3 separate regions of the Homo sapiens genome follow, and regions 1 and 2 are each linked to region 3. A link is a contact called in ENCODE Hi-C data. All regions are on one chromosome and are shown on one strand. Each heading gives the region's core, a stretch centred on a gene start or an enhancer-like site at or near the end of the contact. The rest is flanking DNA. Distances are from core to core; before and after follow the strand shown. Region 1 holds the start of MX1 (MX dynamin like GTPase 1). Region 2 holds the start of MX2 (MX dynamin like GTPase 2). Region 3 holds the start of PSMG1 (proteasome assembly chaperone 1).

What was found. Hi-C counts contacts between places; a loop is a spot of excess contacts on that map. Pooled maps may share reads with other maps.
Region 1: a pooled map shows a loop between it and region 3 (7-fold over the local background). The contact joins the promoter of MX1 here to the promoter of PSMG1 in region 3. A Hi-C loop is called at or near these places in 2 of 37 single-sample maps with no recorded cell type and 6 of 50 pooled maps.
Region 2: a loop to region 3 is called in a map of CD8-positive, alpha-beta T cell, with 13 times the contacts of the local background. The contact joins the promoter of MX2 here to the promoter of PSMG1 in region 3. A Hi-C loop is called at or near these places in 2 of 168 maps with a recorded cell type or tissue (CD8-positive, alpha-beta T cell and naive thymus-derived CD4-positive, alpha-beta T cell), 5 of 37 single-sample maps with no recorded cell type and 9 of 50 pooled maps.

The regions. Positions count from the first base shown.
Region 1 is chr21:41,422,856-41,427,836 of GRCh38, forward strand. MX1 (MX dynamin like GTPase 1) reads left to right here and starts at 3,384. Exons shown (of 17, transcript NM_002462.5): 1 at 3,384-3,408; 2 at 4,351-4,449; 3 at 4,900-4,981. RefSeq lists an enhancer at 3,051-3,490.
Region 2 is chr21:41,358,789-41,363,471 of GRCh38, forward strand. MX2 (MX dynamin like GTPase 2) reads left to right here and starts at 3,239. Exons shown (of 14, transcript NM_002463.2): 1 at 3,239-3,267. RefSeq lists enhancers at 578-1,381, 2,664-2,923, 2,944-3,783.
Region 3 is chr21:39,182,121-39,186,680 of GRCh38, forward strand. It overlaps PSMG1 (proteasome assembly chaperone 1), which reads right to left and starts at 1,331. Exons shown (of 7, transcript NM_003720.4): 1 at 1,132-1,331. The coding sequence starts at 1,265. It overlaps BRWD1 (bromodomain and WD repeat domain containing 1), which reads right to left. Exons shown (of 41, transcript NM_033656.4): 41 at 3,362-4,560. RefSeq lists silencers at 1,007-1,086, 1,287-1,506.

The sequences.
Region 1 (4,981 bases), core at 2,134-4,633, 2.2 Mb after region 3:
TTCTCATGGAGAACATGGTGTGATAATCCTACTCCTCTGGGAGGGTGGCTGTTAAGGTGAGTGATTGCACACGAGTCCCTCTAGCTGATGTTACCGAGCGGTCCTTGTTTTTAGAGCTCCCAAGAGGGTGGCGGGCCACTTCCAAGATGGCGGCAAGCCTCTTGTTCTCTGACCTGGGGTTCTTGGCCTCACAGATTCCAAGGAATGGAATCTTGGGGCATGTGGTGAGTGTTCTCATTAGGACGAACCCAGGCACTTAGACATGCGGGAACAATGGCGAGCCTTTAGCCCGAATGGGAGCGGCAATGGGTGCCTCGCTGGATCAGGAGCACAGCGGACACACTGCCGGATCCAGAGGGGTGGACATCAGTGGTGGGTCTGTGATGGCGGCAAACAACAGCAGACAGCAAATGGCAGTGGTGGATGGCAAGCGAAAGCTCAGCTCCAGCCATAACAAACACGGACCAGAAGAGTGTGCAGTTGCAAGATTTAACAGAGTGAAAACAGACGTCCCATACAAAGGGAGGGAACCCAAAGGGGGTTGCCATTGCTGGGTCGAATGCCTGGGTTTCTGTCTCAATCACTGTCCCTCCCCCTGTGCTCTCAGGCAATAGATGATTGGCTATTTCTTTACTTCCTGTTTTTGCCTAATTAGTATTTTAGTGAGCTCTCTTTACTACCTGATTGGTCGGGTGTGAGCTAAGTTGCAAGCCCTGTGTTTAAAGGTGGATGTGGTCACCTTCCCAGCTAGGCTTAGGGATTCTTAGTCGGCCTGGGACATCCAGCTCGTCCCGTCTCTCACTGACACCTAACACATCCTACATGCTCAGTAGACAGGAGCTATTATTGTATGACTGACTGCTGAATTACACCCCAAAACAACCACCTATACTCCCCAAGGCCCTGCCATATCATATGCATATTAGAGGCAATGAAGCACCAAAATCTAAGGCCAGGGAAGGACTGCGGTGGACAAGGGAAGTGCCTAGGGCGTTAAAACTTAAGGAGGCATTGCACCAACTGGGAGTGAGCTGTGTGTGCTGTGTTTCCTGGGCAGGGCGCCTCACTGCCCTTCCGAGTCCTGCCCTGGCTGAGGTTGTGCCTCTATCTGGTTATCAGTTGCCTGCAGCTCTTTCTGATTTTGTTCGTGAACAAGGGCCCTTAGGGAAGCCTCCCGCTGTTGGAAACAGCAGCAGCATCACCCAGAGTGAAGTCTCTGTTCACATGAGTGCCAGCTCTGCTCACACCTACCCTGCGTTCCCAAGGCACTGTTCCTGCTTCAGAAAGCATCAGCCCAGCCTGCTCACAGTCCCCCAGGATGTGCTGTTGCCTGGGTTCTTGACTAGGAAGTAAAAGGCCCAGAGGGGTTGAGTGTGTGTGTGTGTGTGTGTGTGTGTGTGTGTGTGTTAAAGTGAGGTCATTGCTAATTCCTGGGAGAACTTGTGTTCCCCTTGGATGAACCCCTTGGATGAAGAACCCCTTGGATGGGGTTGCCCAGCCCTAGGAGTGGATCCTGCAAAGCAAAATAGATTTCAGCACAGGGAGCTGGCTGGGGGGCTCCTCCCCCTCTTGTAGGTGCAGCAGTATTGAATTTGATTCCATCCAGGTTTCCCCTGACCCCAGGACCTAAAGCTGGGGCAGGTTCTGGGCCTTGAGGTTGGTTGGGGGTGACCCTTCCTAATCATGGAAGTCTTTAGCGGGGGCTTGTAAGGGACTGTGAGCTGAGCTAAGGAGAATGGAGGTGGGGTGCCAACCGCTCCCAAAGGGAAATGCCATCTCCCACTCACAGCCAGTTAGCCGAGAATGGGAGCTCCCAAAGGGAGGACCACCCATGGGTCTGCTTGACTCAGCCCTCCCCAACCCCTTTCACCTTTGCAGTAAAACTCTAGCCAAGGAAGACAAAGAGACCTTTGGAGACCAAAACAGAACTTTTAATTCGGGCCAACAGCAGGCTCATGCCCAAAATGGCTGCCAACCCCAACAAAGAAAGCAGCTAGCTTATATGTCGTTTGAGATGGGAAAAACAAGGTAGGATACAGGTTTCAGACAAAGACAGTAAATTACTTAACCCGTGACAATTCTGAGGAAACTGGCAATTCAGTTATATTGACTAGTCATCCTCCAAGCTGGACTAGGGTTGGAGGCTGGGGTCCCGAGGCAGGTGATAAGCTTTTGAGATAAGCTTGCATCTGCAACTTGTTACAATGCTGGGAGGGGCTGCTTAAAATTTTAGCCTATGTGTTACTTCTAAATAGCTTATACTAAATGTTAACTGTTTTCATGTGCGTCCATGTGAAGAGACCACCAAACAGGCTTTGTGTGAGCAACATGGCTGTGTATTTCACCTGGGTGCAGGCGGGCTGAGTCCGAAAAGAGAGTCAGCGAAGGGAGATAGGGGTGGGGCCGTTTTATAGGATTTGGGAAGGTAATGGAAAATTACAGTCAAAGGGGGTTGTTCTCTGGTGGGCAGGGGTGAATCTCACAAAGTACATTCTCAAGGGTGGGGAGAATTACAAATAACCTTCTTAAGGGTGGGGAAGATTACAAAGTACATTGATCAGTTAGGGTGGGGCAGGAACAAATCACAATGGTGGAATGTCATCAGTTAAGGCTGTTTTTACTTCTTTTGTGGATCTTCAGTTACTTTAGGCCATCTGGATGTATACCTGCAAGTCACAGGGGATGCGATGGCCTGGCCTGGGATGCGATGGCCTGGCCTGACAACTATTACCTATGTTATGTTTATTATTTTAAGCTTTATTATTACTATTTTATTTATTTTATTTTATTTTCCTTCCACACACCCGTTTCCACCCTGGAGAGGCCAGATGAGCCAGACTCCAGGGAGGCCTAGAAGTGGGCAAGGGGAAACGGGAAAGGAGGAAGATGGTATGGGTGTGCCTGGTTAGGGGTGGGAGTGCTGGACGGAGTTCGGGACAAGAGGGGCTCTGCAGCCATTGGCACACAATGCCTGGGAGTCCCTGCTGGTGCTGGGATCATCCCAGTGAGCCCTGGGAGGGAACTGAAGACCCCCAATTACCAATGCATCTGTTTTCAAAACCGACGGGGGGAAGGACATGCCTAGGTTCAAGGATACGTGCAGGCTTGGATGACTCCGGGCCATTAGGGAGCCTCCGGAGCACCTTGATCCTCAGACGGGCCTGATGAAACGAGCATCTGATTCAGCAGGCCTGGGTTCGGGCCCGAGAACCTGCGTCTCCCGCGAGTTCCCGCGAGGCAAGTGCTGCAGGTGCGGGGCCAGGAGCTAGGTTTCGTTTCTGCGCCCGGAGCCGCCCTCAGCACAGGGTCTGTGAGTTTCATTTCTTCGCGGCGCGGGGCGGGGCTGGGCGCGGGGTGAAAGAGGCGAAGCGAGAGCGGAGGCCGCACTCCAGCACTGCGCAGGGACCGGTGAGTGTCGCTTCTGGGGGCAGCGCCCAGTAACCGCGCTAGGAGCGCGGAGAAGGGCATTGGGAGAGCGGCGTTCGTGGCGGAGACTAGCGCTCCGGAGCACGGGCACGACGGGGGCACCTTCTCGGCTGCTAGTAACTAACAATAATAATAATCATAATCATAGCAAGGGCGCTGATGGGCGGGCTCGGAGCACGCCTGATTCTGGTTCCCACCAGGCTGCCCAGGCTCCTGATGACGCATCAGAAACATCCCCCTAACCCGCGGCCTTCCTGCAGGAGAGGTTGGGAAGGGGTGGGGGACGGGGCTCGGGGGAGGTCTCCGAGGGACTCTAGTAAGCGGGGAAGGGCGCCGGGAAAGTTTCAGATCCACGGCTGCGCGGGCCACGAGCCCACCCGAACGCCGACCACTGCTTTCCGTCGACTTCTATTTCCTGGGAACGCGCGAAAGCAAACCCAAGTCAGACTGCGGAGGTCGCTGGGGAGGGAAGGTTCAAGGAGTTCTCGCCGATCCTGCTGAATAAAGGGGGTTCCGAGCTGGGCCGAGATGGGGCATGCGCGGGAAGACCCCTGCCCGCTGTTCCCCCCCACCGCCCCAGTGGATGCCATGCCTGGGGCCTCCCCGGCGCGTGGGGCTGACGCACCCTCGGGGTCCATCGTAGTTGGCCGGGATCGTGGAGTGGGTGCGGTGGACGAAGGGAGGCAGGACAGTCCCGGGGGTGGCAGAAGGAGCCCGGGCACAGCTGAGACCTGCGCTCCCATCCCACCAACACTCACAGCAGGTGCTGCCGAGCTGGGCAATTGGGATGGCCCAAGTTATTTGGTTAAATTTTAAATCACGTTTGTTACTGGGAAGTAGAGTCCAGTGATGCTAACCGCGCCTCTACCTCCACCACCGGTGTCAGTCCCAAAGGGCTCCTAAAATGGCTGTGTCATCTTTCAGCCTTGGACCGCAGTTGCCGGCCAGGAATCCCAGTGTCACGGTGGACACGCCTCCCTCGCGCCCTTGCCGCCCACCTGCTCACCCAGCTCAGGGGCTTTGGTAGGTAGCAGTGCATTTGGTCTAAAGGGCAAGATGTTCTCTCTTTTATTCATAACAAATTTAAATACCAGCAGGGTTTGGGGGGAAAAACGCTTTCAGAAGAAAAGGTGAATGTCAGTCCTGCAAGAGTTAGTTTTAAAACTAGACTGAATTGGCACATGTATACCTATGTAACAAACCTGCACGTTCTGCACATGTACCCCAGAACTTAAAAGCTTATAAAAAAAGAAAAAACTAGACTGGATTATGTTGGGAAAGTGTAGCCTCTTCCATCTTAGGCATTTCCTAGAACGTAGGCAGTAGGTGGTCCTTATTAGGAGTTTTGGGAGAGGAAGGGGGCTGAATCCTACCTCCCATCCCTGCTCCTCTATGGGGTCTGAGCTGAGGAAGCTTCACCACAAGGAGAGAACCCCCTGACAACCCTGGATGCCACCTTTACCCTCACTGCAGGAATTCTGTGGCCACACTGCGAGGAGATCGGTTCTGGGTCGGAGGCTACAGGAAGACTCCCACTCCCTGAAATCTGGAGTGA
Region 2 (4,683 bases), core at 1,989-4,488, 2.2 Mb after region 3:
ATGCGGTCAGTAAGGATCAAGAGGTCCTAGAGTAGTGTGGGCCCCCACCCATCAGGACTGGTGTCCCTATAAAAAGGAGAAATTTGGAAACACCCACCCAGAGACTGGGATGATGCATCTGTGTGCCAAGCAACACCCCAAATCACCAGCAAACCACGGGAAGCTGGACAGAGGCCTGGAACAGGGTCTGCCCTAGAGACTTCCGAGGGAGCACAGCCCTCCTGACACCTCGATGTGGTACTTCTGGCCTCCAGAGCTGTGAGACCAGAGACCTCTGCTGTTTAAGCTACTCAGGTGTGGTTCTTTGTGATGGCAACCCCACAAAACTAATATAGGCCCTTGTAAGTGCTAAGTTCTTAGGTAGGCATAGACGTTTCTGTGTATCAAAAAAGGAGGGCAGTACATTTTTATTCTGGCTGAAATTGCTATGTTTTTGTAGCTTCGTTGATCTTAGTTCACTGTCATGGAATAGGCCGCAGGGGAGCTTCTGGCCAGGCATCGCCCGGGGATCCGGCTTTGGGCTGTGAAGTTCTTGTGATGACGGCCCCTCCTACCCAGTGATGGCCCCTTGGCCCTCTGCTGCCCCTGCAGCTCACTGCTGCGTCCGCACCCGGGGCACAGGACTGTGAATTGCCATTCATTTCCACTTCCTGTTGATGTTTCCCTACAATGTGGTCTTTAGTGTGGAGATTGTCATTCCATCTCTGAAGGCACTGGGCACTGCCAGCCCCCAGCCCAGTCCCCCACCGGTGGGCACCACGCAAGGGGGCTTGCCACATCAGAGTCACATTTCCTACGCATTGTGGACCCTGCTGGTTACCCCTCACACCCGCCCCGTGACAGGGTCATGATGATTTAACCTAGTGGGGCTGGTGAGGCACAGAGAGGCTAAGGACCAAACAGCCAGTCTGGGTGCAGTGGCTCACAACCAAATTCCCAGCACTTTGGGAAGCCAAGGTGGGCAGATCACTTGAGGTCAGGAGTTCATGACCATCCTGGCCAACATGGTAAAACCCCATCCCTACTAAAAATACAAAACAAATTAGCTGGGCATGGTGGCACATGCCTATAATCCCAGCTACTTGGGAGGCTAAGGTGGGAGGATTGCTTGAACCTGGGAGGCCGAGGTTGCAGTAAGCAGAAATCTCACCACTGTACTCCAGCCTGGGCAACAGAGCGAGACTCCATCTCAAGCAAACAAAAAAGAAACAAAGAGCCAGGTCACACGGACAATGACAGGGTGGAGTTCCACTCCAAGGTGCACCCGCTGCTCCTGTGCTCTGCTGGGAGGGACACACCCCAGGTAAGAACCCTGCTTGTCTACAGCACTTCACCATTGCCTTTGTCCTGTTAATTCAGGAAAGCATTTGCTTGATCTTTCCTTCTGTGATTGGAGAGGCCATGGGAGAGTGGATGCATGCTGGCTCTGGATGGCTCCAGGTGCTGCAGGTGCTTCCAGGTGGCCAGGAACTTCATCAGCACACAGAGGCGCTGGCGCTTTCCATAGAGTCAGCGTGCCAGGGCAGGAGGCGGGCACTGGGGCTTCTGGACTTCGCCTCTTTACCAAGCTGCACACTGTAACGCTCCCTGATGTGGAGCTGAGGGAAGAGCTCCGCCCAGCGGCTGTGACCGAGGCCTGAGCAGCAGCATCTTTTCTGGCCCCGGCCCCTGTGCTTGGATGCTGCGTGGGACATTCATTCACCCTCAGGGCTTTAGTGCTCAGAACGCAAGAACCCTGTCCTTGAAGTTTGCATGCGCAGGCACCTCTGGTCCTTCCCAGGGCTGCTGGTGAGGGGCGTGCAGGAGGGGGATGCTGCCTTGACAGAGGGTGGAGGGTCCCCTGAGCTGGCCCGAGCTGCTCGTGTCCCTCTGTCCGGCTTCTCTGAGGCCTTTCTTTGTGCCTTCCTTGAAGCAGTAGGCCGGCCCAGGCCCTGTTGTGAAAGACATTCCTAGTGAAACCGAATGTCACATCACGCTGCCAAGTCTGAGATTCACATTCCTCCCCTCACTCCTCAGCCTCTGTCCGCCCGGGCTCTTGGGAAGAGAAGTGGTTCAGGGATAGGTGATCCTGACGATGATCTCCTGGTGTTAATATTTCTAATGCCAAGGTTTTGAAAAACATGTTAAGTTTCTAAATATCTTCCGTAAAGTTAAGCCTGCACTCAAGGGAAGTCACTACAATGACTTAGCCAAGAGGAGCTCAGGAGTTTTTTTAAACGTATAGTGTTGATGTCTGGGAGAGGATCACGGGTGGATAGGAGAGCTGAGAGCCTGCTTCCTCCCTCCCAGCCATCACTGCCAGTCCTTGAGAGGCTTGGTCCCCTCCCCGGTGTCTGGAGGGCTCCTCCTGGAGGTTCCCAGACCTCTTGGCTCTGGTGATGGGAATGCCTGGCCCTCCTTGACTTTGGTCACAGAGCAGGAAGCCTTAGGGAGCATGCGGTTGTGCACCTTCACTTTTGCAGGTGAAAAGTAACTGAGGACCAGAAAGATGACATGCAGCTGGCTCAGGGCTGAGTTCCGGAGCCTGGGGTTTGTCCTGGGGCCTCCTTATCTCCAATGGGAAGAAAACCGTCTTGGTTTTGCGGCGGGGACCTCAGGCACGGGTGCTTGGAGAAAGCTGTTGACCCTCCTTCTTTGGGTTTTCCGCACCTAATGAGGGGAGAGGTGACATTTGTCAGGTGCGGCTCAGGCATGAAGCTAAGCAGGACAGCTCAGAGCGTCCAGATCATGTACCTGAGAGCATGTCCTCGGCTGTAACAGGAGTGCATCTGTGAGGCCCGATACACGAACCACACGTGGCTATTCATTCAAATTACATGGAGTTCGAAGTCCAGTTCCTTGGTCGCAGTAGTCACATTTCAGAGCCACACAGGTGGTACTGGATGGCACTGTCAGGGCAGAACCTTCCAGTGACTGAGCCACTCTGAGCTGCCCCCATGCCAGCCTCCCCTGGAATCTGTTAGCAATGCTGATTCTCAGGCCCAGCCCAGACCTGACAGATCAGACTCTCTGGCGGGGGTGGGGGGACAGCCGCCCCGTCTCCACAGCTCTCCCAGGATTCGGATGCAGCTGGAGTTTGGGGACCACTCTGTGAGTCATCTGGAGAGCACGCTGATAACTCAGTTTCATTTCTGTGGCCAGATCAAGTAGTTTCATTTCTCTCCCTGTTTGTTGATGACGGAGCAGGGGAGGGAGTGGTTCATATGCCACATAAAAGTGAAGTGGAGGAAAGGGAAGAGATGATTTCTCCATCCTGAACGTGCAGCGGTAAGAGCGGGGCCGGTGCAGGGAGGGCTGCTTTGTGTCTGATGCACAGCAGATGCGTGTTTAAAAAATATTTCCTGAGTAACGTGACATCTGCTTGGTGAATGTGGCTTGTGCTGGGAGGCAGGAGCCACAAAGATAAGATTCTGGTGTGAGGAGCAGAAAGGGCCCATGTTGCCACCAGCCCACAGTAGCCTTGTGCACAGACAAAGAGGCTCTGGAGGGGAAGTGGCTGGCCCTGGGGACAGGGTGGCCTCCATCCTGATCTGGCCAAAAGTCGGGTGGACGCAAAGGGGTGGTTTTTAGGACAGCTTTGCTCAGCGTCCTACAAAGTCTGGGGGTTGAGTAAGGAGCTTTGTGCCCGAAAAGTCGTCTCGGAGGGTTTCAAGTGTTCCTTCTTTTGTGGTATTTGTGATGCTCTGACGTAACCTTAGTGACGGTGATATGCTGGGAAATTGGCTCTCATGGGGCGGGGCAGGGCAGAGGGTGGTGCCTGATTTCTAGCCTTTGCCGATTCTCTTCCGTTCTCATGGTGTGAATGCTCCCACCGTGGCCAGTTCCCAGCCAGTAGGGGCCAACTCCAGCACTCTGGACCACTGCACCCTGGATCGCCTGCACTCTGGGGGCTGAAGTCCATTTTATAATTGATATAGAGCGGAAAGGAGACATGGTGGTATTGATGACGCAGTTTTTTTTTCTTTTTTTTTTTTTTTTTTTTTTTTTTGAGAGAAGTTCTCGTTCTGTTCCCCAGGCTGGAGTGCAGTGGCGTGATCATGGCTCACTGCAGTCTCAAGCTCCCGGGCTCAAGGGATCCTCCCACCTCAGCCTCCCAAGTAGCTGGGACTACAGGTGTGCACCACCACACCTGGTTAATTTTATTTCTTTTTGTAGAGACAGGGGCTCTCTATGTTGCCCAGGCTGGTCTCAAACTCACTGGCTCAAGAAGTCCTTACGCCTCAACCTCCCAAAGCACTGGGATTACAGGCGTAAGCCACCCCATTCGGCTTTGATGACACCTTTTGAACACTGTTCTTTCTCATTTTGTGTTTAGAATGTTGTCTCTAGCTGTTTAAAAAGATCAGGATTCCAAGCTATCTTTCCTCGCACCCTCTCCTCCGTTTACTCTGCTCTACTTCCCAGCCCCGCGCCAACCCCTGAAGCACTTTTGACTCCCTTCGGATGTACAATTTTTTTTTCTTTTTCTTTTTTGAGACAGGGTCTTCCTGCTCTGTTTCCCAGGCTGGAGTGCAATGGTACCATCATAGCTCACTGCAGCCTTAAACTTCCGGGCTCAAGTGATCCTCCTGCCTCGGCCTCCCAATGCATTGGGATTACAGGTGTGAGTCCCTGCGTCTGGCCAGGATGTATGTGAGCTTTATTTAGGTTTAGCCCCTGCCCTAGAATGCAAGCTCCCCCAGA
Region 3 (4,560 bases), core at 81-2,580:
TTAGCATCCCTAAAAGTGAGACAGCTGGGGATAGCCTGCAATAAGAAACAGAAAGCACCACTTAGTAGAAGCATTCTTGCCGACAAAACTTTGAATGAGAATCTGACCAAGCCTCCAAATGAACATTCATTTTACAGGACATGCAGGTGATACAAACGTTAAGTGACACCACAACGAAGCTATCAGACAAATTCAGAGTGTGGGGGCACTGGACAAGACAATCAGTCCTGTCTCTTAGGAGGGGTAAGAGGAGGTTGCTCTAAATGAAGTGACACGTCTAAATGTAACCTGTGGACCCTGTTAGGATTCTCATTCACGCAGACCACTGTAAAATGTCATGTTTGAAAAAACTAGGTAAACGTGAGTGAGCATGGACTACAAAATGATACTGGAAAATTAGTATTAGTGTTGTTAGGGGTGATAATAGCATATGTAAGAAAATCCCTAAAACGTTTGAGATGTATTCTGAAAAATGTAGAGGTGAAAGGCCATGATGACTGGAATTCGCTTAGGAGTGGCGGGAGAGAAAATAAACGTGGCAAAATCTTCCTGTTGAATTTACCCGGTTGTGTAGGGGTCAGGGCTCACTTGACTATTTTCTCCCACTTTTTTGTGTTTGGAAACAATTTTTTTAAAGCGTGTTCATCGGCTACTGACACATCATGCTAATTGAAGTGTTGGGTGCAGGTTTAAAAAGTTTCGAGGGAATTGGTGTGTCCGTGAACAATCCACGACAAACGTGGTGGGGCCCGCGGGAGCGCTGCGGCCCAAGACAGTGTGACAAGCGGGAAGATCACGAGTCCGCAAGACACCAAGCCTCCAGAAATGCTCCAGAAACGCTCCAGAAAGCCTTTAAAGAACGGATTTGAACCCAGCCCTCCCACAGCGGCTTCACCCTGGACTCCACGAAACGCCAGCAGATCCACGCGAGAACCACACACACCTGGGGCTGGCGCCGCTGGACGCCGCGGCTTCACGGAGACCCAGGGCCCAAGCAGAGCCAAGGAGCGGCGGCAACCGCGGGGGCCACTCGGAAGACCGCGGAGCCCCGGCCTTAGGCGCCGTCGCGGCTGCCAGGCCCGCGCACCTTCCAGCTGCGGTGAGCGCGCTGCCCTTATCCCGGTGCCTCACCTCTTCCGCGCCAGCTGCAGACGCACCTCCCTGTCCTCGGGCGTCTCCCTCCGCCCCTCCTCCTCCTCCTCTTCGTCCTCAGTCCCAGCTCGGCACGGCGCCTTCACCACCTCTCCGAAGAACGTGGCCGCCATAGCCGCCCCGTGACCGGCTGGACACAACTGCAGCGCCGCGGGACCGCACGCCGGCTTGCGCGAGACCACGCTCCCTCACCGCGCGGGCAATAAGTCCCGCCCCGCACAGGCCACGCCCTCCGCGCACAGCCCAAGCTCGCGGCCACACCCCCACCGCGCGGGCGCTACGTCCCGCCCCGCACAGGGCTCGCTCCCAGGCACACCCTGAGCTCGCGGCCACGCCCTCTACACCGCCCGCCCGCGCTGTCATGCCCTGGGCCAGCAGTCCCCGCAGCTTTTTTGTTTTTAAATTACAGATTGGGGGAGGGGGTCTCGCTATGTTGCCCAGACTGGTCTCGAACTCCAGGACTCTAGCGATCGTCCTCCTTAGACCTCCCAAAGTGCTTGGATTACAGGCCTCAGCCACCGCGTCCGGCCCCCAAAGGCTTTCATTCGCAGCTTGAGCCCTGCGGGCGCCAGGAGGTGGGAGGACTGCGGGCTAGAGGGGCAGGGGGCGAGAGGAGGGCGGGGCCTCCGTTCGTGGCGGTAGCGGAACCAGGGGTGCAGGGGCGGAGCCAGCGCCGCTGGCCGTGGCGTCCGGGAGCTGTGGGGCCGTCCCCTCATCGTCCGTTTCCATTTTCCTTCTGCGTTAGGAGAGACTGGGGTAGCATTAGTGTACTGAGCACCCGCTCCAAATTTCGACTGCCCAGGTAGGTGGCGGCGCGGTGGTACTGAGGGCCCCCGTAGCCAGGCGCGCCCTCAGACAGCGGGCACGGGCGGACGCAAGGGCAGCAAGAAATACAGCGCTTCGTGGTGGTATAAAAACGAGACCTTTACTCTGGCAATAGGAATTCACATTTCAAAAGCTGATGATTGTCAAGGCGATTTAAAAAACATTTTTATGAGTGTAAAAAATAGTGTTTTAAAGTTGGCCATTTTCTAATACAAAATGTTTCTTTTTAAATAGCCTTTAATAAGCAGAATGTGTGATTGTTCTTTAATTGGTTCTCTTTAAAATGTGCTGGAAGACAAAGTTCGAGGAGCACTGTTTCAAGCAAGAGAAAAAGGGGACATAATTTAAATGAAAATGAAAATATGCAGTAATGCAATGAAAAAACCGTTTCCTAGATTTAGTTGTACCGAAATACATGACATCGCCTGCATTTTGTGACTTTGTCAGTAGTCACGAAGGTAAGTACTACTTTGGGGTCAGAGAGAGCCTGTTGAGATAAAATCTCAAAGCTGTTAGAAACATTTTAAGATGTGGAAAGATAATCAACAAAATCATTTACATAAAATTAGTACTTAGCAGATGTACACATCTGCAAAAATAAAGTGAGTTTGGAAGCAAAATTTGAACATTTAGCAATAAAATTAAGACGAAATTGCTAGCCAGTAAGAGCTTAGGAAACTGGATATCCTTAGTGAGATAGAATAAACAAGATCACCACAATGATGTTTTAAAACATTAGGACTCCTGGGTTAACTGGTCTATTATGATGATGGAACTGCAGAATAAAAAGGTTGTTTGGGCACCACTTGTCTTAGTCCTTTTGTTAATTTGTCATTTTTACCAGTAAGATCTTCAATTTGATTTCACAGTTCCATGATGAAGAAATATTTTCTGCAAAGCAAATTACTGTAAATAGGGTAATAGTAATACATTTGGCCATGATTTAAATTCTGCACACATTTCAGAGAGAACAATTTTACAATGTTAAGTTTTAAGCAAATGCTTATTTCATGCAGTTACAATAAGTTTAGGCCAAGCACTTTTTAAAAAGGCAAATATGTTCGAATTAAATACTTAGCCAAAAAAGGATTTCATTATGCAAGACTGATAATACAATCTCAAATACTGACAGAAATTAACCCCACCACAGCAAATTATAAATTCAAAGCTTAAATTCTTTCATTACACTGAAATTGCTAAAAAAAAAAAAAAAAAAAAAAAAAAACTTTGCATAAAATAGTCTTCACCGAGTTAAGTATTTCATTTTATAGTTACTTGTTGAGGACATAATATACTCAATAAATATTATAAATTAAGTGTAAAATTTGAACTGGAAAGAAGTTTAAGCATTTCATTAGAGCTCAAAAATCAAACCCCATGCACCTAAAAGTAATAGCAGTTTATTAGGAATTCTTCCCTTTCTCACCTGTGTATCAACATATTGGGGATCAGTAATTTAGATGAAAGTATACTACAAAAGGAGCAAAGGACACAGACTTAGTAGGTTAGAATATTCTGGCTTATGCTAAAAAACAAAAAGCCTTTTTTTTAAAACAGACATGCAACCACAAATTTCTCAAGTATTTTAGACACTTGGTTCATCTGTATAACAAAAAAAAAAAAATGCATTTGACTTAAAAAAGAAATAGAAAACCCTAGGTTTCTGTAGTTTAGTTTTTCAGATTTACACATGCAAATCATATATTCAGATATTTTTAAATGGGAAAACAACTTACTTTCAACAACTTAATTTTTCCAGTAACACGTTACTATGTTAAAAAGATGCGACAGTATATTCATTTAATCTGGCAATTTTAATTTCAACAAATACATATTAACAACAAATTAAATCCTATTGTAAATACACTTCTTTGTTATACCACGACCAAATTTTCTAATCCTAGTACAGGCCACAATGAAATAGGCCAAACATGCTACCATTAAAGTTTGTTGGGATGAGATTGTAGTAAGTTTACTCAAAGTATTCAAGTTCTAATTTTTAAGGTGCTGTAGAGAAACATAAAAGATTTCACTGTATCTAAAAATATGACTGTTTTGATCTTAAGCTATACATTTTATTTTTATCTAACTGATTAAGACCTGCCTCTTAATGAGGCACATTTTTGGCATTTCTGTAAATGCTGCTACATACAAGTAAAAATAAGGAAAAGCCGTGATAGTAACATTCATAGCTTTCATAGAAAAATATATATTCCCTGAATTAGTCATATCAAGTGGTCATTCAGTATGAACTGCAATATTATAAACAAAATGACATCAATGGACTTTCTCTAATTGCCTATTTCCAACACTCTACTTCAGAACTCAATAATCAGTATCTCCAGCTGAAATTCCCAGGTCCTCCTAGTTTGTTTTTGACCTTTGGGGATGTGAATTGTAGGGAATGGATCTGGGTAGTTTTTGCTTCACTCAGAAGTCAAATAGGCCCATTAGCACTTCCTTTGGAAAAATGCCTGATTTTTTTTCCTCATGACACCATAGTTGTCGTGGTCTGAATTTTTACACTGTAATGGAGAACCCTGAAAATTAGCATCAGGTTAAGATTTTGAAATTTGTTCACTT